Linked DNA regions of Homo sapiens: regions 2 and 3 are each linked to region 1. Evidence: chromatin loops called from intact Hi-C (ENCODE). Cell type or tissue: endothelial cell of umbilical vein. All regions are shown on one strand.

The links. A loop is a pair of places that touch in the nucleus more often than their neighbours do. Peaks named below come from ENCODE experiments on the same cell type or tissue, not always from the same donor. Only the 100,000 strongest peaks of a DNase experiment are listed, where the experiment ranks them.
Region 2: it touches region 1 in a loop (3.0-fold over the local background); 2 of 110 quality-filtered maps call a loop at or near these places.
Region 3: it touches region 1 in a loop (2.2-fold over the local background); 3 of 110 quality-filtered maps call a loop at or near these places.

The regions. Positions count from the first base shown.
Region 1 is chr1:11,546,823-11,554,822 of GRCh38, forward strand. No RefSeq gene overlaps it. Among named protein-coding and RNA genes, the nearest start is that of LINC01647, 59 kb to the right of the region's middle. In endothelial cell of umbilical vein, no CTCF peak of the experiment used is centred here; a DNase peak (open chromatin) is centred at 4,059.
Region 2 is chr1:11,455,453-11,463,452 of GRCh38, forward strand. No RefSeq gene overlaps it. Among named protein-coding and RNA genes, the nearest start is that of DISP3, 20 kb to the right of the region's middle. In endothelial cell of umbilical vein, no CTCF peak of the experiment used is centred here; a DNase peak (open chromatin) is centred at 3,649; H3K27ac peaks cover 980 bases.
Region 3 is chr1:11,474,541-11,482,540 of GRCh38, forward strand. It overlaps DISP3 (dispatched RND transporter family member 3), which reads left to right and starts at 4,615. Exons shown (of 21, transcript NM_020780.2): 1 at 4,615-4,832. RefSeq lists a silencer at 4,202-4,521 and an enhancer at 5,166-5,767. In endothelial cell of umbilical vein, CTCF peaks have their summits at 4,295 (motif pointing right) and 4,498; DNase peaks (open chromatin) are centred at 4,351 and 4,581; H3K4me3 peaks cover 841 bases; H3K27ac peaks cover 250 bases; H3K27me3 peaks cover 811 bases.

The sequences.
Region 1 (8,000 bases):
CTCAGAACTGCCCTAAAAGCATGTCAAAGATCTATGTGATCCTCTAATATTCCTAGGGCCCCAGAATGAACTCTCTGTACCTTCTCTTTGCTTACCATGCCTGCCTGGCCTCTAAGTCTCCAGGACAAGGAAATCCAAGCCAAAGTACACCACAAATGTGTACTCTCCCTCCTCATCCTAAGTTTGGAGTCCTTTATCCTTTAACCCTCAGCCAAAAGCTCTCTTGACCCCAACTCAGAAAGGCAGGGTGAAAGGTCTATGCTCCTGTTGGCATAGCCCTGATTGCTCCCATCTCTCAAAGCGTAAAACATTACCCATCTTTACTGCTGCCTCTACAAGGGCTACGAGAACCTTTAGCTCCATCTGAGGAGGACACAGGAGCCTCATTTTATTCTACACCAGCTACTTTGGCTGTTCTGAATTGAGAGCTCTTTTCTCCAAAGAGTATAGCAGAGAAGAGGAAGTGGGAGGAGAAGATGACAGGGATAAAGAGAGGTCCAGGGATAAGGAGCAAGGAGGATGATAGACCTGGTGTTCAAAAGACAGAGAGTGGCTGGGCAGGGTGGCTCATACCTGTAATCCAAGCACTTTGGGAGCCTGAAGCAGGAGGATCATTTGAGCCCAGGAATTCAAGGCTACAGTTAGCTATGATTGCATCCCTATACTCTGGCCTGGGTGACAGAGCGAGATCCCATCTAAAAAAAGAAAAAGGACAGTGAGAGACAGAGACAAAGGGACAGAAACATGCAGAGAGACAGAGACAGAGAAACAGAGACAGAAATAAAGACAGAGGCAGAGAGAGAGAGAGAGAGAGGGAGAGAGAGACACAGACAGAGAGACAGAGAGCTAGAAACAGACAGGCAGAGATACAGACAGAGAGAGGCAGAGACACACACAGATTGATTTTACAGAGGAGTCAGTGTGTGATTAGAAATCTTGTGACCCCAGCATCAGAGAGGATAGCAGCAGGATGAGGCAAACTCAGCACTGGGTGCTGTAATGAACGGATCAATGTCTAGGACAGTCTATAAAGTACTCCATGTGTGCCCCTGGGATTGTTGAGCTGTCTATAAAACAGTCCCAGTTTGACAGTTTGAGCCTAAAGTTATCTAAACACTATACACAAACTGGGAGTAGATATGTTGCCCCAAATCTCACAGAATCTAAGGAAAATGTGAGGAGGGAGAACAAAGGAGGAGTTTGCTCTTTTTCCTGCTAATTGCCCACTCCTCTTCTTGGAGCAAAGAGCTCCTTGCAGATTGATTTGTTTTGTTTGTTTGTTTGTTTTTGAGATGGAGTCTGGCTCTGTCACCCAGGCTGGAGTGCAGTGGCACGATCTCGGCTCACTGCAAGCTCTGCCTCCCAGGTTCACGCCATTCTCCTGCCTCAGCCTCCCGAGTAGCTGGGACTACAGGTGCCCGCCACCATGCCCAGCTAATTTTTTTATTTTTTTTTATTTTTAGTAGAGACAGAGTTTCACTGTGTTAGCCAGGATGGTCTCGATCTCCTGACCTTGTGATCCGCCCACCTCAGCCTCCCAAAGTGCTGAGATTATAGGCATGAGCCACCGCGCCTGGCCGATTTTTTTTTTTTTTTTGAGACAGGGTCTCACTCTGTTGCCCAGACTGGAGTGCAGTGGCATGATCTTGGCTCACTGCAGTCTTGACCTCCTCAGTTCAAGTGATCCTCCCACCTCAGCCTCCTGAGTAGCTGGGACAACAGGCATGTGCCACCATATCCAACTAATTTTTAAAATTTATTGTAGACGTGGGGTCTCCCTATGTTGCCCAGGCTGGTCTTGAACTCCTGGGCTCAAGCAATCCTCCAGCCTCCCAAAGTGCTGGGATTACAGGCGTGAGTCATTGCGCTCAGCCTCCTTGCAGATTTTTGATTGTCCTTTGCCTATCCGGAGCTCTAGGACTCATCTAGGGTAGCGGGGATGAAGACCACACTCCTGGCTCTCCTTGGCTGGAGTCTTCTCTCAGGCACATTCTAGCCTGAGGTGTGGAAGAAGAAAAGCAGGTGATTTATTCTAAACTCTGCACCATCTCACTCAGATTCCATTACAGGAGTCAGTCATGGTAATAGCCAAAGAGAAGAAAGATGTGAGAGGAGAATAGTTTCCAGGGAGGGATTAGTAGGGAATAGTCATCTAATCAATATTGATCAATAGAGTGACCTAGAAAACTCTAAGGCCACAACTATTGAAACAGAGCCTCCCCCTAGAACATCTCCACTGATCAAGAGAAGACAGAAAAGTTAAAATCAGAAAGGAGAAATTAATTTTTTTCAAGCAATGGCTGTAGACTGATACAACCACTTTGAAAACATAGGTATATGCCACGACCCAGCAATTTCACTCCTGGGTATGTATTCAACAAAAACAAGTGCTCTGTTCATCAAGAGACACGCACAAAAGTGTTCAAAATTCATTCATCATAGACTCAAACTGGGAATAACCCAAATATTCATCAACAGTAGAATGGATAGATAAAATGTGATTTATTCACACAAAAGAATATTAAACAGCAGAGGAAAAAGAATGAACTGCTGATACACAGCAGCATGGATGAATCTGAAGACATAATGTTGAATGAAAGAAGTCAAACTTAGAAGACTGCATATGGAGTAATCCCATTTACATGAAGTTTGAGAACAGGAAAAACTAATCTATGGTGACAGATATAAGAAAAGTAGTTATCTTTGGTGGAAAATGCTTCCTGTTAGGTAGCACAAGGCAGGAGGCATGCTGGAAATGTTATGTGTTTATATCTGGATAGTGGTTACACGCACACATGCATACACACAAATTCTTTTCTTTTTTTTTTGAGACAGAGTCTCGCTCTGTCACCAAGGCTGGAGTGCAGTGGCACGATCTCGGCTCACTGAAAGCTCCGCCTCCCGGGTTCACGCCATTCTCCTGCCTCAGCCTCCCGAGTAGCTGGGACCACAGGCACCTGCCACCACGCCCGGCTAATTTTTTGTATTTTTAGTGGAGATGGGGTTTCACCGTGTTAGCCAGGATGGTCTCGATCTCCTGACCTTGTGATCCGCCCGCCTCGGCCTCCCAAAGTGCTGGGATAACAGGCGTGAGCCACCGTGCCCGGCCCACAAATTCTTTAAGCTGTGCACTTAAGATTTGTGTACTTTATGTTATATCTCAAAATTTTTAAAAAATTTTATGAGAGGGAGTCTCACTCTGTTACCCAGGCTGGAGTGCAGTGGCAATCTCAGCTCACTGCAGCCTCCACCTCCTGGGTTCAAGGGATTCTCCTGCCTCAGCCTTCCGAGTAGCTGGGACTGCAGGTGCGCACCACCAGGCCCGGCTATTTTTGTAATTTTACTAGAGACAGGGTTTCACCATGTTGGCCAGGCTGGTCTTGAACTCCTGGCCTCAGCTGATTCACCTGCCTCAGCCTCCCAAAGTGCTGGGATTACAGGCGTGAGCCACCGTGCCCAGCCAACAAATATTTTTAAATGGTCACCCTGTCACTACAAAATCTAAGTCATTATCTGTCACTTACTTCTTGTGGGCCACAAGATTTACAGAGCTTATTCCTTCCTTCCATCTTGAGGTAAATGGAAACATAGCTGCCCATTGGACACATGGACTCCTGCAGAGGTACCACTGCAGACTAGGCAATCTAAGGCTGAACTGGCAGGTGTCATACTAAGAGGAGATGGTGAACCGAGATCTGTGGACTTTCTGCCCTTTCTCATGGCATTACTGATGGGTTCACAACACCTGAGGCTGGACACACCCCATGGAGCTGCCAAAAGGGCTTAGAATCCCATAGCCCCTCTCCCTAGAGCAGAACAGAACGGCTGTAGCAGTAGCACCTCGATGAGTTTCAAGAGATTCCAAATGAGGATGGAATTATAGTCCAGCCTTGTGATTTCCAGCAGCTATCATTGCAGCTTGACCCAGCAATGGCAGGACGCAGTGACCACGCACTTCTGGGCAGCTCCATGAGAGCGAGGAGAAGGTGAAGGGGAGGGAGTTCCAGCACCTCGGACAGAGGTGTCCCCCTCCCGAAGCCCAGGCGTCCGGCCGATTCAATTGTTTCAGCACCAGGGACAGGGACTCACACATTAAATGGCTATGGAAATAGACTGGGTTGATAAAAAAAAAAAGTACTTGAGGACAGCGGTCTTCCCACGATTTGCTATTTACACACAACGCTACTGCTTCCAGCTTTGTATAACAAATTCAATTTTGACAGCATTAAAAATGTATGTGTGATGAGAAGATTGGTTTGGAAAACACCCAACATTTACCTCCCTTCTACTGCCACCTCCTTCTTCCAATCCAGGTGCTTCCCAAAGGACCCACACTTCAAGGAATGCCCAGGTAAATGGGGTTTCTCATAGTTAGAGTTGTCAGCCCAGCACATGGGTAGAAGAACAGAACCCCTGGGACCCACCTTATTTTCTGAAACATAGACACAAAAAGTCTTTCCTCTCTAAGAGGGTGAAGAGAAGCTATTTTATAATCTCTCCTTTAAAATCTGTGCCACCATCAATTAACTAATTCATTCAACTGCTATTTGCTTAAAACCTACTCTGCAGAAGGAGCTGGAATTATAAGAATGAGCCAAATAAATCCTCTGCTCTCATGGAGTTTACATTCTAGTGGGAGGGGAAGACCATGAACAATAAACATCCGTAACTAGGATAATTTCAGTTTGTTCTAGGTGCTGTGAAGAAAATTAGCAGAGTGATGGGCTCTATGGTGACTGAGTGAGAATTACTTTAGCTAGGATGGTAAGGGAAGGCCTCTCTGAGGAGGCGATGTTTGAGTTGACTTGAACAATGAGGAGGAGCCAGATTTGTGAAGATCTAGCAGAAATGCATCCTGCAAAAGGGGCAGCAACTGCAGTAGCACTGAGATGGAAAGAAATGTGGCATCAGAAGATGGGAAGGGCCAGGCATGGTGGCTCAAACCTGTAATCCCAGCACTTTGGGAGGTCGAGGTGGGAGAAGTGTTTGAGCCCAGGAGATTGAGATCACCCTGGGCAATATAGGGAGACTCCGTCTCCTCACACAAAAAAATAAAATTAGCTGGGTGTGGTGGTGCTCACCTGCAGTTCCAGCTACTCAGAAGGCTAACGTGGGAGAGTTGCTTGAGCCTGGGAGGTTGAGGCTGCAGTGAGCTGTGATTGTGCCACTGTACTCCAGCCTGGGCAAGACAGCAAGACCCTGTCTCAAAAAAAAAAAAAGATGGGAAGGAGGCCAGTATGGATGGAATGTAGTGAATGAAGGGAAGATGGAAGGGAAATAAAGTTGGAGAAGTGGGAGGGGTCCTTGTAGGTTATATAAGGTGTTTGGGTCTTAAGCATGGGGGTGATATGATTTGATTTATGTTTAAAACAAAAGTAACCATCACAGCAGTTTAAAAAGCTTTGACTGGGCCATGGGGTGCCGAAGCATCTGGTCAAACCTTAGTCTGGATGCTTCTGAATGAGATTAACATTTGAATCAGTAGACTGGGTACAGTAGATGGCCCTCCTTAATGTGGATGGATCCCATCCAATCGAAGTTCTGAATAGAACAAAAGGCTGCCCTCCCCACAAATAGGAGGAAGTTCCTCCCGCCTGATTGCCTTTCAGCTGGAACATAAGTTCTTTCTTGCTTTTGGACTTGAACTGAAATGGCTCCTCCTAGGTGTCGAGCCTACCAGCCCTCAGGTTGGAACTATACCATTGGCTGTCCTGGCTCTCAGATCTTTGGACTTGAACTGGAACTACACCATCAGCTCTCCTGGATCTCCAGCTTGCTAACTGTAAATCTTGGGACCAGTCAGCCTCCATAATCACACAGATAAATTCCTTATAATAAATTTATATATATATATATATATCCATAAATCAAAGATATGTGTATATATGTCCTATTGGTTCCGTTTCTCTAGAGAACCCTGACTAATAGAACTGCTCTGTGGAGAAGAGACTAGGGAGGCAGGAGGGGACGCTGGGAGACCAGTTTAGGCTGTTACAACGCTCCACTGAGATTATGGTGATGATAACCTCTCCTTGTCTCCCATCAGGAGCAATTTTTTCTCCAAAATTAACGATGCACTTTCCCAAGTCAACCATGCTCCTTTCCTCTGGTGTCTCTCATGACACCAGATGTAATGCGATGTGAGATATGGTGAGAGAAATTGAGTAGGGTCACATACGATGGTTTAGTTATTTATTGTTGAAAGAATTAATGAGTGGTAGCTTTGGAACCACCTGGCTCATCTAGAAATAGAATATATTGCCACTTCTATGCTGGTTCTTCTCAAGCCCTTTTAACTCATGGGCTACCAGTTGGTGAGGGAGGGCTGGCAGAGTGCTTAATCCACTCTTATCATCTAAGAAACAAACCTCACCACAGCCAGGGAAGTCTGGGCTCACACTGATGGGAGGCCAACAGGGAGACCATACACAATCAGTTATGCAGTGAACAAAAGCATCAATATACATGATAATTAAAGTATTAATAAAACAAGGGTATCACTTCCCAGACCACCCAGAGGACCCAAAGAGACCATCAGTGCATGGTGGGCAAGCCCATGAGACTCAGTGATGGAGGGCGGGTGAGCTCCCAAATTGGGGCTTAGCCCAGGAGGGTTCTTGGCTTTGCCCAGGAAAGAATTAAAGGGCAGGCTGGTGTTGTTAGACAGCAACTTCTATTGAAGTGGCAGTGCCCAGCAGCAACAGAGGCACTGCTCCTTGCAGAGCAGGGCTACCCCAGAGGCAGTGTGCCCACAGTAGAAGCTCAGAGGTACTTCTGCAGCCATATTTACACATACTTTTTATTATATGTAAATTAAGGGGCAGATTGTGCAGACATTTCTAGAAAAGGTGTGGTAACTTCTGGGTCATCAAGTCATTGCCATGGAAAGGGGTGGTAACTTCTGGGCGTCACGATAGCAACAGCACACTGACACGGCACACTGGTGGGTGTGTCTTATGGGGAGGTGCTCCCCTCCTGTCCCTGTTTTAGCTAGTCCTCAATCCAAGCCTGGCCTCTGGAGTTGAGTCCTGCCTTCTACTTCATCACCAGCCACAGGTGCCTTGGGGATCTGCACCAGATATGACTGCCAGGAAGGAAGCAAACTGAACAATGAAGGGAAAACAAGGATCACATGGCTTAGCGTCAGGGCTCCTCCTCCCTCACTAATTCATTCGAGGATACCAGGCAACGGCCTTCCTGTCCCTGGGCCTTATTCTTCTCAATTGTAAAACCAGGGGGTTGGTTTGAATTCCATGATCCTTCAGCTCCAACAGTCCGGAAGTCTGTCAGTGGCCCTAGCACCTGTACTTTCCACATCGCTTTTGCTTCCACACCTGAGTATCCCCACTGGTGCTCCTAAAACTGCCAGTAAGTATGAAAAGCCTGTATTGTTGTGCCCATTTCTCAGGATGAGACCTCAAGGTCACATGGGACTATTCACAAACTTACAAACTGCCTGAGCTAGCGAGAATAAAGATGCCATTACAACTCCACCAGGTAAACCCTTCCTTTCCCAGAGGGGACTACCAACAGCTCGTTCTGCAGGGCCTTCCTCATTTCACTCCCCAGATATTCCCTTCCATTCCTCCCAGCCCCCTTCTGTTACTTTCCTGTGAACTCTGGCTATTGTCAAGAGGTGTGAGGGGCTATGAAGATGGCTGTGCACCACACACACTCTCCGTATGTATCGCTATTTTAGTTTTAAGACCACTGTCAAACTTCACCATTGAGGTCCTTCCACTGGGCTTGTAATTGGAATCTGTCCGCTCATTAACATGAGGAAGGTGGGGAGGACGCTCTGGGCTTTATCCACCAGTCCTCATTTAGTAGGTGTTCCCTTTGCAGCTCCTGGGCCTTGGAGGAATCTGTGTCCTGCTGTGTGTGCCTGTTTGTTAAGGAAATTACCATTTGCCCACACATATAAATCTACAACACACCCTCTTATCATTTCCGATTGTTCCACAGGCAACACTGAGAAGCCTGGGCAGAGTTGAGGCTAT
Region 2 (8,000 bases), 91 kb before region 1:
GCCCAGTTCAGCTCAGAGACCAAGCTCCTCTGCTCGGCTGCACCGGGCGGTGGTGGGGCAGGGGTGTCCCCATGTGCAGCCATCGGGGAGGGGCAGCCCGAATCACCTGCTGTGGATCCAGGGAAGACGGATGACAGCTTGCAAGAGGTCTGTCCCCTGCCTCGCCCCAAGGAGCAAGGTGAAGGAGCCATGCTTTTATAAAGGGGGGAAATTGGACAGCCCGCAGAGGTGGGGAGATACTATCTGCTCTAAATAGTTGTGCACCCCACCCCGCCACCCTCTCCCTAGCCCATTTGCCCTCATACGATTTATTTGCTCATAGAATTGAAGGCCTTCTTTTCTGGCACCATTTTCTGTTCTGCTTAGACAAATATTTAGCAGCCAGGCCTGACCTTAATTTCCTTAAATATCAGGGGCCCTGGAAGCTGAAGAGCCTGCCCAGTGGGTGAGGACACGGTGCACCTGGGGTGCCGAGGATGGCTGGGACGCTGCTACCCTTCCCTTGGTGAGGCCTACCTCTCCCCAGGACCTACCAAGTAGCCCTGCAAACTGTCAGGTCTCCCCACTGTTGAGGGTGTAACAAGAGGTAGGGTGCAGATGGCAGGATTCCAGTGACTCAGTGCCCAACGGAGCTGCATGCTGGCCAGGGCCTCTCTGCTGGGGGTGATGGGCTGAGCAGTGATGGAGCCTCCCCCCGTCTCCCAGGGCTCCCTCCCTTGTAGGGTGTGGACTGGCCTGCATATGGAGGGAAGGCAGAGGCAGGAGTGGCGGGGATGCCGGTCATGTGGGGGCTGCCGGGGCTGCTGACTCTGTCATTGGCTCTGTCTCCCACGTGGTCATTCGTGAACTCATTTCATTCATTGCTTCATTGAGAAACATTCAGTCTCGTGCTAGCCTAGGGATCGGAAATAAAGTCCACAGCTGCCTTGCAGGAGCTGTGTCCTGGAAATTGGCCAGCGAGAGGAGGGGCATAGAGTCTTGGGCAAAGGCTGGGGTAGAGGAGATAGAGATCGGGACTGTCCTCATAAAAGAGTGACCAAGATGAGTTTTGGAGCATGAGTGAAACAAGCTCCCTGCAAAAGACTGGCTATCTGGAGGAAGCAGGACAGGCCATCCTAGGGGTGCTGCTGGGAAGAGGAATGGTTGGTGTCTTCAGGAGGCAGGGACCCTTGGGTTCTATTCTCAGATCCTGCCTCTGAAGTCAGCTCCAAAGTTCTTGGCTCTCCTATCTGTCCCTTGCCCCTGCCTGTCCCTGCATTTTGTCCTCCCTGTTTGTGTAAGTGGGGCCACTGCCATTTTCCCAGCCACTCAATTGGAAACCACCATTTTCTCAGACTAATACCAGCTACTGCCCTCAAGGCTTTAAGAACATAACCTCATCTCATTCGCACCGCAGCCTAGGAAGTAGGCACGTGAGTTATCTCCATTTTGTGGAAACGGAGGTCTAGAGACATCATCACTCCTCCAGGGTCACCCAGCCAGCATGTTGTAAAGCTGAGAGTTTGCAAAGAAGACAGGAACAGGGAGAAGACATTCCTGGCAGGGCACAGCCTGTGCGAAGTCCCAGAGGGGAGGGAGAGCATGGCACAGGACAGTGGGTGGTGGGTGCAGCTGGGTGTGCCAGCGAGAGTCGGGGGAGAGGTGTGGTTGTGATTGGATCTCAAGTGTTTTAGAAGTGGCAACATTTCCTGGGTGTTAGGTTCCAAACCACCTTCACATCTGTCATCTTATTTGATCCTGTTCAGTTGCTGTTGCAGTAAGCAGCTCAGAGAGGTGAAGAGGTACCCGAGGATGCATAGCTAGGAAGTGGCAGAGCTGGGCCCCAGCCCTGCTGTCATGTCCCCAGCACCTTTGGGGGATGGCCAAGACCACCAGGGCACTCTCTAGGGAACAGGGTTGGACCAGGACCCCTTTGATGGGGAAGGGATGGAAGAAGGGAGAGTGGGGGCCAGGGCTCCTGTCTTGTTTTGCCCCAAGATGCAGAGACTGGAGCCGCCACACTCAGCCCTCAACACTGTGACCTTGGACTTGTCCTCCCGTCCTCTGGGCCTCTGTCTCCCTGTCTGTAAAATGACAATCTCCTACTCACACTCCAAATCTCTGTTACGGCAGCATCTCCTCCAGGAAGACCCCCTAGCCTCTGCCTCCGCATCACCTCCTCCAGGAAGCCACCATGGCCTCTCCAACCGCATTGCATGCCTTTACTAAATGCTCTTAGTGCTCCGGACTGCCATACTCTATATCCCTCACCTCACAGCGTGACTCTGTGTAATATCTTCCTAGGTCTGGATCTCGATTTGGGACCTGCCCACATTTTAGCTACTTGTCTCTGAGCCTCAATTTTCTCATCAATAAAATGGGGAAGTAACAGTGCCTACCTCATATTTCTGTTATGACGATCCAATCAGAGAGCTCATGAATAGCAGAGTGCTGGGCAGCAAATAAGCCGTCAGGAAATGTTAATAGTTTCTTAAGAGTCAAATTGTGTCCCCCAAAAAGATATGCTGGTGTCCTAACTTCCCAGGACCTGAGAATGTGACCTTACTTAGAAACAGGGTCTTTGGGCCAGGATCGGTGGCTCACGCCTGTAATTCCAGCACTTTGGGAGGCCGAGACGGGTGGATCACTTAAGATCAGGGTTCAATACCAGCCTGGCCAACATGGTGAAACCCTGTCTCTACTAAAATTACAAAAATTAGCCAGGTGTGGTGGTGCATGTCTGTAATCCCAGCTACTACTTAGGAGGCTGAGGCAGGAGAATCACTTGAACCTGGGAGGCAGAGATCGCAGTGAGCCGAGATCGCGCCACTGCACTCCAGTCTCCATTGGATGAATCCAATGACTGTTGTCTTCATAAGAGAGAAATCTGGACACAGACGTAGACAGACGGAGAACAGCACATGATGATGTGACAGAGCTTGGGGCGACGCATCTACAAGCCGGGGACCCCACGATTGCCACCACCAGAAGCTGGAGACACTCCTGGAACGGAATTTCCCTCAGGGCCTCCAGAAGGAGGCAACCCTGTCCATACCTTGACTTTGGACTTGTAGCTTACAGAACAGTAATAGAATAAATTTCTGTTGTCTACTGTTTGTGTTAACTTGTTCCAGCAGCCCTAAGAAACGAATACACTGTTATTTCAACGCAGCAAAGCGAGCGCGGTTCTGGGTATACAGTGGTGCCCAATAAGCTCCACTCCCTCATTGCTGACCCTCTGCCTTCACTATCCTCCACCCCCACTCCCCTCCCCACTGGCTTCTCAGGCCAGGTCAGTCTGGGCTGGGGGGCACCTGCTGGGCCAGGCAGGCAGAGCAATTCCTGTGCCCTGGCTGAGGCCTGCGGCACCTCATTACCAGGCAGAATGTACCTCGATTTCACCCATGACTGGCACTGAAAAGCAGCCCTGGCTGGTGTCATGGATGGGCCAGAAGCTGCTCCGGGCGCCTCCTGCCCCCTCCTGGGCCTGGCAAATCTCTGAAGCACCCAGAAGCTGGCAGGCAGCACGCTCCACAGCTGAGCCACACAGATAAACCTCAACAGGCGCTGGGCTGTTCGGTCCTGGAGCAAACATCAGGAAATTAATAGGCCTTTCTGTGGGCAGCGCCTGGCCTGGCCCCCACTTCCCCCTCACTCCCGCCTGCCCCCCTCCCCTCATCCCAGGCTTTGTTTCCTTTTTCCCTTTGTTTCCTGTTTGCGATAAACACGATTCATGCCAGTCCAGCCGGGCCCCGTCACCAGCTCAAGGCCAGCCGTATTTCTCAGCAATGAGCCCCGAGCTGGCTGCAGTGAGGATCTGGGCCATGGACACAGGCGTGAGGAAGGGGCACTGTGGGCAGAGACAGGGCTGATGTGGGGGCGCCAGCAGGGAGCAGGGTGCCGGGTCTCTGTGAAGTGCCGCTGAGCACTGGGCACTGAGGGGAACTCAGAGAAGCCACCATGGCCAGACCCTCCCTATCTGGGCACAGCTGTGCCCACCCTTCCTACATGGACATAGCTTCCTGAGGCTGCTGTAACAAAGTGTCACACACCAGGCGGCTTAGAGCAACAGATATGTATTCTCTCGCAGGTCCGGAAGCCAAAAGTCCAAGCTCAAGGTGTCAGCAGGGCCATTCTGTCTCTGAAGGCCCAAGGGAAAGCTCCCTCTGGCCTCTTCCAGCTCCTGGTGGCAGCGGCCACCCTTGGCATTCCATGCCTGTGTGGCTCCAGCCTCCGCCTCTGTCTTCACACAGCCTTCTCTTCCCTGCGTCCCTCCCCTTCTTGTAAGGACTCCAGTCGTATTAGGACCTAATCTTAACCAATGTTAAGTAAGACCTAATCTTAACTAATGACATCTGCAACGATCCCATTTCCAAATAAAGGTCACATTCACAGGTACTGGGGGTCAGGAGTTCAATACATTTCTTTTTGGGGACAGAATGCAATGCATCCCAGCTGCTGAGGCTCCTGGTGGCATCTCTCATCACCGCCTGTCACACCTCAGCCATCCAGCCATCCTGGGCACCTGCAGCTTCCTAGTTGTGACTGGCTCTTCCTGGTCTCTGGGCCTCCGTCTGTGCTGTCATCCTCCCTGGATGCCTGACCCTACCATTGTCCAGTTGGTATACGACCCCTCATCTATCAAGATTAAGCTTTGCTGGCTGGGCGCGGTGGCTCATGCCTGTGATCCCAGTACTTTGTGAGGCTGAGGCGGTGGGTCACCTGAGGTCAGGAGTTAGAGACCAGTCTGGCCAACATGGCGAAACCCTATCTCTACTAAAAATACAAAAATTAGCCAGGCGTGGTGGCAGGTGCCTGTAATCCCAGCTACTCAGGTGGCTGAGGCATGAGAATTGCTTGAACCCGGGACGGGGAGGTTGCAGTGAGCCGAGATCACACCACTGCACTCCAGCCTGGGCAACAGAGCGAGATTCTATCTCAAAAAAAAGAAAAAAAAAGATTAAGCTTTGCCGTCTCTCCTGGGAGCCGTCACTGACCCCTGGCCTCCAGGCCCCTAAATGCCCGGTGCTCACCTGCACTGCAGCTCACACCTGCACAAGGGTCTTTACCCATTTCCCATGCCTCCCCAGGCCCTAAGCACACGAGCTCCAGGCAGGCAGGGTCCATGGCTCCCCTCTGCCTCCCCAGCATGGGATGCACATACTTGCCCAGTAAACGAATTCTCGGATGAAGAATAATTGAGCACTTCCTGTGTCCCCATGCCAGCCACTGTTCTAAACCCTTTACCTGCCTTAACTCATTTAATCCCAATATTAATCCTATCAAGTGGGTGCCATTGTTAATTCCATTTTACAGATGAACAAACCAAGCTCGGAGTGGTTAAGCAACTTGTTCAAGGTCTAGTGATTGATAAACTGTAGAGGCTGTGATTTGAATCTGGCAGCGTGAAGGATTCCTCAAAGGGCCACGCACTGAGGGGCAGAGAGAGCTTCCCTAGTGTCCCGGATCCATGCTCCAGGGCCCAAAGTGAGGCTCAGAGCGTCGGTGCTGTGGGAAGCCAGGGTCTAGAGATGTGGTCCTGGACTAAGGAGATGGCGTGGTCTTGCATGTCACCATGCTGGGGCCCTTCATCTTATCCCTGAGACTGTAACCTCCCTGGGGGCAGGGGAGGACCATGATTCCTCCTGCATCTATCTCCCCACCCAGTTCTGGCAGAGCCCTGCCCATAGTAGGCAGAGCCTGGCATCTCCAGGTAGGAATCCTAATCCTGGTTCTGCTGCAAGCTGTGTGATCTAGGAGTCACTTCTCTCTGGACCTCTGGGTTCTTCTCTGTCACTCTAGAGTAGCCATCAGTGGGGCTCAAGAGGAGACAGCCTAAAAATGCTCTAACTCAGCACGGGAAGGAGGAAAGCTCGGCTTTGGGGTTGGACCAACTGGTCTTTGAGTTCCAATGCTGTGTGACCTTGGCCCAGAACTCTCTGGGCTCTCTTTTTCTCATGTATAAGATGGGGCAGACAATGAAGGATACTATGCCAGACAAGTGGGGAGCAAGTCCAAAAAGCCAGCAGGCAGTCGCTAGTAGCCACGATACCTCCTGGCCTCTTCCTCCCATGGTGCTCAATACTGTCCTCCATGGGATGATGGGCGCAGTGCTCCTCATTTCCTTTGCATGTAACTCACTTACTTAAATTTTAACTTTTTTTTAAAGAAATGAAGGAAAACACAGTTAAACAGCCATTTAGAATCATGACTCCATAATCCAGGAATTCTCTTTCCAACACAATCTGTTCAACAATTATTTTGTGAAGTGGGAGGGAGAGCACCACACTAAGTATGGTGTGCAGATTCCCCTGGGAGGGTGAAAATGCAGCTCCTCCAGATTGCTTCTCTCCCCAGAAATGTCAGTGTGTGTCCCAGTTTGGAAATATAACGTATCGAGTTTTGCTGTGCTCCAGGGGAGGGGTTCCTGCCTGCCAAGTCAGCGGCTAGTGGGGATGGGGTGAGGGCAGCCACGTTGGGAAGAAGGTTTTGGTTTTCTGCTGTTAAAATATCTTGTTGTCCTCTGGGGCCAGCCATGTTCCAGGGCCTGGAATTGGGCTGTGTCATTCACCCGATGGCCTTGGGAAGAGCTGGGCTTAGGGTCAAGCTCCAGCTTTGTCACCTGCTGGCTACGTGGCTTCAGGAAAGTCTCTTAGTCTCCCAAGCTGGGCCTTTGTCGAGGAGGAACGGGATTCCTGTAGAGGAGGGAGACAAAGGCACAGAAACCCATTTTCTAAGCTCCCTGGAAGGACTGGTATAAGGTTTCTCCCACAGGACTTTGTATACAACAGGCGTTCAACCCATGCTCTCCTCTCTCAGGGCCAGGTGCTTTGTGGATATGCAATGTACTCAGCCCCACAGGGCTCAGCACACAGTAGGTGCTCAAGTGGAGAAAGTGGATTCTCCTTTCTCAGGGCCCAGTGCCAGGAGTATGAAATACACATCCCTTCCCCAAACAGGGCTCAGCACATAGTAGTACATGCTCAGGTGGAGAAACTGGATTCTCCTCTCTCAGGGCCAGTGCAGGGGGTATGCGATACACACCCCCTCACAGGGCTCAGCACACAGTAGGTGCTCTATGCACTTCCTTTCGCTCAAGGATTGGCACGCCGTCGGTGCTGGATGCATGTTCCCCTCTCGCAGGGCTCGATACATAGTTATGTTCAATACATACCAGCATCCTTCCCCTGCTCATTCCCCTCTGAGAGCAGAGACTGCGTCTTTCCTGGATGCCCCACTGCACTGCACTTGTGGCTGAATGCACAGCACGTGTACAGTTCATACAGACTGAACGGGCCCTCCTCCTTCCCAGCTGGGGTGAGCACAGCGAATGAAGACCATGTAGGCACGCGGAGAGAGGACAGCTGCTCCACATCCGTGAACTGGACCCGATGTGTGAACACAGTCACAGTCCCGGCGCCCCTTCCCCAGCCCTCTGGGATCATTTGTTTTGTTTTGTTTTGAGACAAAGTCTCACTCTGTCCAGCCGAGGCTGGAGTGCAGTGGCGTGATCTCTGCTCACTGTAACATCTGCCTCCTGCGTTCAAGCGATTCTCCTGCCTCAGCCTCCCGAGTAGTTGGGGTTATAGGTGCCCGGCACCACGCTCAGCCAATTTTTGTATTTTTAGTAGAGACAGGGTTTCGCCATGTTGGCCAGGCTGGTCTGAAACTCCTGATCTCAGGTGATCCACCTGCCTTGGCCTCACAAAGTGCTGGGATTACAGGCATGATGGGGTCAATACTCTGACTGCAGTCACTGCCTGGCTAACCTGCTTGTGGGCTCCTTGCTGGTGATCGCAGGTATGCAGCCACCACCTGCCTCTCTCTCCCTCCCCGCCACTTTCCTGGGAAGCAACCAGGCCAGACAGGCTGTGCAGGGCACCCTGGCAGCTTCCAGGCTCCACATTTCTCAGTCTGTGCCAGGACCAGGGCTGGACTCTGTGTGATGGAGGATTGGCAAGTGGGAAGTCAGCCAATATGCCTTTCAAAGGAAGCACAGGAGGCACCATGACCCGGAGGGT
Region 3 (8,000 bases), 72 kb before region 1:
TGTGACTGAGCTGGGATTAAAACTAGAACTTTTTGGGTATTTATGACCTCCTTTCAGGCCGGTTCTATCAATAAGAACCCTCAGGGTATCCACGTAAAACCCTCAACCTGGAGGTTATAATCTCTCCCCAACAATGGGACTGTCTTTGGCTAATGTCACACTGTCCAGATCTTTGGCAGGATCCTGCTCTTCCCTGCCAATGCCTTGGCTCTGCTATGCTAATAGCCCCTCGGGTCTAACCCCTCCAGTGACTTTTCCTCTTGAAGAACTCAGCAATATTTAGTCTTCTCCAGATGTTGGGGTCAGAGCAAAGACCCCTAGAAATGTGGATGGGGGACAAGGGGGCCGTCTTGTTGGAAGAGGATTATGCGACAGCGTGAATATTGATGAAGCTGTAATTGGCTCCCTCTCTCAGAGCCTGGGTGTCTGCAGGCCCAGGCGCTGGGGCTAATTGTTGCAGGCAATTAATAACTTGGATTGTACTCACTCTGGCACAGGATGCCTGCTCTCTTGGAGGAGGCAGGCAAGGCTGAGAAAGGAGTGCTAGGCCTGGCTGTTTGCAGAATTCTGGGGGAGGCAGGAGGGGAGAGCTGCCATCTGTCCAGCCTCCCCCAGGCCGTGTCTGCAATACCCCTGCCCTAAGCCTAGCCCTGTCAGCCTTCCTCAGGCCCTTCTTCAGAGCTCTCTCTGTTCTCTTTAATTATGAGACCCTCTAATGTTTTCCCCAACCATAAGCTCATGCTCATCTCCTGAACAGAGCTTCAGGGAGGAAGGCGCTGGGGAGAGGAAGGATGGTGTTTCTGGAAGCTGGGAGAACTGGAGTCCAACCCAAGCTCTTCCACTAAGTTTCTATGTGACTTGGAGTCAGAAATTCATTCACCAGGAACTTGGGCAAGCTCCTTGAGTTTTTTTGTGTCTATTATGTCACATGAAGTGCAATCAACCCTGAAAATAATGGAAACAGGGATTAATCATCCTATTATCACTTCCTATATATAGTTATAACTATATCTAGAACTAATTATCAAATGGCTACCTATAAATCTGTGTTCTACTTTAGCTGAAGAGACTATTAAGCAGGAATATTTTTGGCAGTGGTCATTATGACTCCCACTTTGCAGATGAGGAAACTAAGTCTCAGAGAAATGCAGTGACTTGCCCAAGGTCATACTAATAAAAGACACACATAAAAATCAAACCCAGTTTCCTAAATCTAGAGCTCTTTCCAGCATACCCCAGCCTACCTGACTCTGCCCAGTGGCTTCCTGGAGAAGGTGAGATTGGGGCTGGGGGCCAAGAGCGCCAAAGTCAATGCCTTAGCAGATTGAAGAGGGGATTACTTATAAATCCATTTATTCTATTCCCTGGTGCTGGGACAGTGCCTTAATACCATATTTTAAAAGATAAACACTCCCAACCCTCCCCATATGCTCAACCCTCAGCTGCTCACCCATCTGGTGGGAGGACTTGATTTGCATACAACCCCCCTTCACGGGGCGGTGTGGAGGGGTGTCACAAAAAGTGAGATGTGTTATGGTCAGCACTTGCCAAGTAAGCGGTAACAATATGATGAAGAAACTGCTAATGTGTATTTAGTGCTTAATGTGTGCCACAAACTGTGCTAAATGCAATTTTTGCACAGAGATGATCTCATTTATAACTATAACCACTGCAATGAGACAGATATTCTTACCATCCCCACTTTATAGATGAGACAACTGGGGCTCAGCAAGGTGAAGTGACTTTCCCAAGGTCACGCAGCTGGTAAGGGGCAGAACAGAAATATGGCTTTACTGGGAGAGGTAGAATCAGAAGCTCAGCTCAGAGGCTCTGCTTCAGACCTAGTTGGAGAGAAAATAGAAGTAGAAATAAAGGGATAGGAAGAGAGGACAAAGCAGCCCTTTATAGCTCATATCCCTTGCAAAGAAGGCTTTTCAATTAGTTGTGAAGACAGAGTATAAGGGGAGCAGCTTATCGGCACCATGAGGCATTTAAATCAGACCCAGGAAGAACTTCCACCAGACAGCACTGGAACAAGGAGCCAGAGGGGACACAGAATCTTAATCTCTGCAGCCTTTCAGCTGGGTGGATCATTATCCACCAGAGTCATCTTTACTACTCACCTGGAGGTACAGGAGGCTTCAGGGAAGTACCCTGTGGCTGGGCAGGGATGTGTGAGGCCAGCATCCCCAGGCCCCTGTAGTAAACACGCTTCCTGCAAGCAGGCGCGGGCAGGGGAAGGGGAGGAAACCTGGGGATGAACCCCAGGAGGAGGATTCTCATGACTTTCCACACCTGCACCAGCTCCACTGCCACCACCGGTTCCCCTTTATGGCAGGCATATTTCAAAGGCCTGGTTCCATTTGCATTTTTAAAACCTCACTGATGGCCTGGGAAAATTGCATCCTTCCAGTGTTCCTGGATACCACACCGTGCACCTCCTCTCCCCCTCCACAGGCCTCTGCCTCTGCACCCTCCCTTCATAGAAAATCCCCCACCAAGGGCAGAGCAAGCCCAGCCCCACTGGAGATCCTCTGGAAGTCTCCAGAGGCCAGAGAGGGTTCTGAGGAGGGTGTGGCCAAGGTGGCCACAGCTATGGCCAGCTAGGCAACATGAAGCAGGACCCCTTTGAAGGTGGTGAGAATTTCATCAAGGACCTATATCAAACCCACTAAATCTATTTCCCAGCAGAGTGGCAGCTGTATCCCCAGGCATGGACTGAGGGTGGCACAGCACCATGGGGCACACCAATGGGATGGCCGGTGGATTTGTCAGACTGAGAGGAACAGTGCTGGAGCCTTGGAGAACTTTGAGGAGGCTCCTAGAAGCAGCCTTAAAACAAACGGAAAATAATCAAGCCATTCTCCCAGCCAAGAAAACCCTTTGCTCTCAGCTGGGCTTGGGAACACACTTTGTGTCTCTCTATTGCTCCCTTAAAAACAAATCTTTTCCTTGTTCTCCCTCCTCCCACCCTCTCACATGGCTCCTCATTCTCTGCCCTCCCTCTAGGATATGGCAAATGGGACTAGAAGTTTGCAGGGTGGTGCCAAGTCTGGTCCTCTGTACTCATATCAGATTTGGCCTCTGGTCCTGGGACAGCAATTTTCACACCCTCTACTTCTCGGGAGAGATCTCCTGTCTCTTTCTCCCCTTACAGCTCACAGTGGCACCCTTCACCCCAGGAACTGCCCCCAACTCTAATGTCTTTAAGGCCAGATGGAGCCATTGGGAGTCTTCTGACAGACTTGGCCAACCTGGCAATGGCTCTCTTGAGACCTTGAGCACATGGGGAGTGAGTGCCAGGGCAGGGACACTGGCTCAGGCCATTTGCTTCTGCATAGATAAGCTCTCAGGGCACCCAGAGTCATAAATACCAATGCGTCTAGTTGACAGCCAGTCAGTGGGTACAGCTTCCAGCCAGGGACTGTACAGCAGAGAGACAGAGCAGGAGCAGCAGGTGAACAGCACAGGAGATCCACTCAGCACCCTGACATTTAGAGGTGCGTCTCACCCAGTTTTCCTCTTTTAAAAATAAGGGCTGGGGATGGGGAGGGGCTGCTGTGGGTTCAGCATCAGTGTGTTGGCTGGCCGGGTTTGTTATATTTCATTCATAACTCTCCCATATTCTTCTCTCTCCCATAAGCCGGAAACCTCCTGAAGGCAAGGATTGTGTCTCACCATTGCCCTATCTTCCCAGGTCCTTGGTCGGCACACACCCAGGACAAATGACAAGCTCATGGCTCACCCTCACACAGCATGGCAATGGCCTCCCTCCTTTCTGGCTTCCGTCACTGACATCCCTCCACCCTGCAGCTGGGGGCTGGCAGCTGGCCCCCTTTTGAGGGGTCCCACTTCACTCTCCCTGGGCAACACCAATGCCAATGCTCTCTGAGCCCTGATGGAGAGAAATGGGCCAGGGTACTGGCCTGCCCCCCTCCCCCAGGCTCTTTCTCCTTGTGGCCCTTTGGCTAGGGGTGTCAGGCAGGTCATGTGCTAGAGCTGGAGGGATGCCCGGTCCCAGGGGCTGGTATGGCTCCGGGTTCTGGTGCCAGAGGGGTAAATGAAGAACAAACGAGGAAGGGACGGCGCCAGGAGCCTGGGCTTGGCAGCTCCCTCCGGAGGGCGCCCGGGGATGCCCGCGAGTGTCCAGGAGGCTGGTGACCTGCCAAGGCTGGGCGGGCTGGCTGGAGAGGAGCGGGAGCGCGGGCCCGGGAGAGACTTGGGTATCAGGAAACTCGGAGGCGGGGCTGGGGGGTGGTGCCTGGCCCGGACCGTCTGCAGGGGCGGGGACCGACCCCCAGGGGTCGCTGCGCCTTGCGCTTCCCCCGCCCGCGGGCGCCAGGGCCGGGCTGAACCACCGCGCGGATCGGCAGGGGGAGCGGCGGCGAAGACAGCGCCAGACAGCGGGTCCCAGAGACCGCAGCGCGCGGCGTGGCGCAGGGTCTCGCCGGCCACTGATTCAAGGCGCGGCGGCGCGGAGCCCGAGAGGCGCCAGGGATTGGGCGGCAGCGCGGCTCCGGAGCCTGGCTCGGACACCCCCGCGACCCGTGGTAGGAGCCCGGACCCAAACAAAGGCGGGCGGCGAATAAAAGGCGGCGGCGGAGCGGAGTGCTCGGGTTGCGAGCTGAGGACTGGGATTCGCGCGCAGCTTCCCGCGGTCTGCTTGCCCTGGAGCGGAGGGGGAGCCCCAGCCTCCTGCGGCTCCGAGAAGCTTCCCCCTGCGACTTCCGCGAGGAGACGAGTCTGCGCAGCGTGGTGGCCGCCGCCCCCCGACCCTCTGCGCACTCTCTCCCGCGCCGGCGGCTCAGCCTAGCCCCGTTCGGCCGGCCGAGGTGAGTGCACGGCCGCGGGGCGCCATCCGGGCTTGGTCTCGGGGCTGGGGGATGCATTGCTAGGAGGAGGGGGAAGTCCTCCGCGCCGTCCGCACCCCGACCTGCTTGGCGCCGCGCGCGAAGTTCTCTCGCTCTCCAGCCAGCCCGGGATGCGGGCCTCGGAGCCCCCCGGGAAAGACGGTCAGGGGTGGACAGAACCCAAGCTTGCCCTCTACGACCGGGCCCCAGCTCCGCACCATCTCCCCGCGGGACTGCAGCATTCTTGGTCGGCCAAGGGGAGTTGGATGTTGGATGTCCAGGAACGGCAAGGCTTCCGACCTCTGGCCCCTGCTTGTCCCCTCTGAGGGATATCTGGGTCCATAAAAGTTGAGCGTCAGTCTGAAGCCGCCCTTGGATCGGGCTCTCGCCCATGCTAGAGCGGAGGGAGGGGACAGAGTAAGGCTAATGACCCCCTCCACCCACTCCCTACCTAGCGTACTCGTGCTCTCGGAGGGACATTTCCCCGATTAACCTGGCTGCAGGTCCGGCCGGGGAGGGCGCGTGGGGGCTTGGGGCGGGCCGGGCCAGCGATGGATCCGCGCGCGCGAGGGTCCCCAGGCTCTGCCGAGAACGCGAACGAGGGTGGAGGTGGAGTGGGCAGCCGGGCAGTGGCGGCGCTGAGGGTCGGGAAAGATTCCCAGCGCAAGGGGCGCCAAGTCCCGGGAGCCAACCCCACCGCCGGGAGAACTTTTCCCAACTCCCTGGGGAGGCCGGCAGCAGGGCTGGGAAGGCGCCTCCTTGGGGGCTTCTCTTCTCGGCCTCTGCTCCACGGCCGGCGCCAGCTTCCCGCTGTCCCCCACTCACTGCGAGACTGCGCGCAGGTCTCCGTCAGCCCACTCCCCGGGTCAGCACCGCGGACAGCGCCTCGCGGCCGCCCTAGAAACTCAGAAGCCCGCGCACACCCACAGTCCACGCGCACACTCACACCCATCCATGCGCACACACATATCTACAGACCACTGGAAAACAGTCCACACACATACACTCGCGCAAGTACACACCCACCCACAATCCTCAGGCGCACACAATCCACGCAGACCCACGGTTCACACGCACGTGGGCGGACAGATCTCACAAGCACACACGTTCGTGGACCTGGGCAGCATCTTCGCCCCCGCTCTGCACTCGAGGTTGCTGTCTCCGGACTCACTGACTAAGCCCCAGATTCCAGAGCCCACCACCTGGTGTTCTCACCGATGCCCAGTGACTCACAAAGCCACTCAGACTCCCAAGCACAGACACACTTCCACCCCCAGCGCGCGCGTGCACACACACACACACACACACACACACACACACACACTGTCCTGCTCCTATGGGCGAAGCATGGGGATTTAGAGCAAACACCCCCTCCCCACCTCCTACTACTACACCTGCCAGGGGACCAGGGGATCTTCTGGAGGGAGGGAGGAGGCTGTGGCTCGGTGGAAGCTCCAGGCAGAAGCCCAGCCTGGACAGGTGCCTTACAGAATCTCCATTTTCAGCCCAGGGTCCATTTTGCTTGGCTCTCTACCTCAATACTCACTCCTCTTTCTCTAACCTTAGTCCAGACACACACATGTACAATCAGGGTCCGCATTCTTTGCTTGTACCCTCTGTTTCCCTGCTCTGTTCCCTCCCCCAGGTTTCTCTCTCTCTCTCTCTCTCTCTCTCACACACATACACACACACACACGCACATGCACCCTCTTTTTTTGGTCTTTCCAGTCATCCTTCCCCACTGTCTTCACTTCTCTCCCCAACTTTCCTTAGGCTGGGTCTGACCCAGTCTTTGCTGGGATGTGGGCACAGCTGACCCTTAGGGGGAGCTGACTCCATTCTCTCAGACTTGCCTTCTTCACTGCAGGTTCCATGTCCCCGTTACTCTCTCTTTGGAAATCTGACGACCCTCCACCGTGGCCTCAGCAGCTTCTGTTCCCCTCCCCAGGAAGTTTTCTAGGGCCAGATGCCACAGAGCCCCAGTGATCTCTCCAAGGGGCCAAGAACTTTGGGTGAAGCATTCTGGAACCCCCCTCGAGATCTGGCTAGCCATGAGATCTGGTAGCCATGACCTGGCTTGCCCTTTGACACCTCTCCTGCTGTTGTCCTTCAAATCCAGAAACTGGGTTGAAAGAAGAGTAGTCCCAGCATGGTGTGGTGGAAGGAGCACTGGACTGGAAGTGAGGGGACCTGGATCCTAGTCCGAGCTTAACCACAGACTCCCAGTTTGCCCTTGGGCAAACTACTTCCCTTCTCTGAGCTTCAGGTTTCCCGTCTGTTAAAGGACTGCCTGAGGTGACCTGTAGGGTCACTTTCTGGCCCTAATAATCTGGAACATTGACTCTCTAGTGAGTCTCTTGAGTGTGGGTGGGATTGAAAATTGTGATTCTAACCCCAAAGATTACCCTACCTTTCCCCTTCCTTAGAGCACCCACCACTAGTGAAGTCATCCTGTTCCCTGAGTGAGGGATGTTTAGATGATTTCCTTAATAGGACCAGAGATGTCAAGTAATTTTCTTGAGGTCATACTGCTGAAGTGCAATCTTCATTGGGGCAGGCATTACTTCTACTGTCTATATATCCTCTGCATATACCACTGGTTCTGCTGGTAGATGTGTGGTGAATGAATGAATGAATGGACAAATGAATGAATAGAAGATTTAAACCTGGATCTCATGATCGCCAGGTCCTTGGATGGTTTAAGCCCCTTTCTCTGCTAGTATAGACATACTTCCCTCGTCTCCCCATCCTCCCCATCCCCTATTCCCCTAGTCCTCAAAGGCGGTGGATGGAATTGTCTGAGTTAAGGTCCTTCCTCCCAAGTGGCAGACACTGGGCTGGTTGTAAATGGCCACAGAGAAGGGAACAGCTGAGAGCAGCTTTAGAGGTCCTGCCCAGTGAGTAGGGGCTTTGCAATCAGCCTCATGTCCTTGGACCCAAGCAAGTAGACTGCCCATGGGCAGTTGGTTGCTGGCCAGGCTCTGATGCCAAGAGGGAAGATGGCCATCACCACCATGTGGCTAAGCAGCCTCTTTTCATAGCCCTATGAGCTGGGGATGGCAAAAATAGCCTTCACAGATGAGCCAAATGAGATGCTGAGCAAGGAGGTGGTGTCCCTAAGGGCCATCAGTCAGCCCACTGCCAGCAATA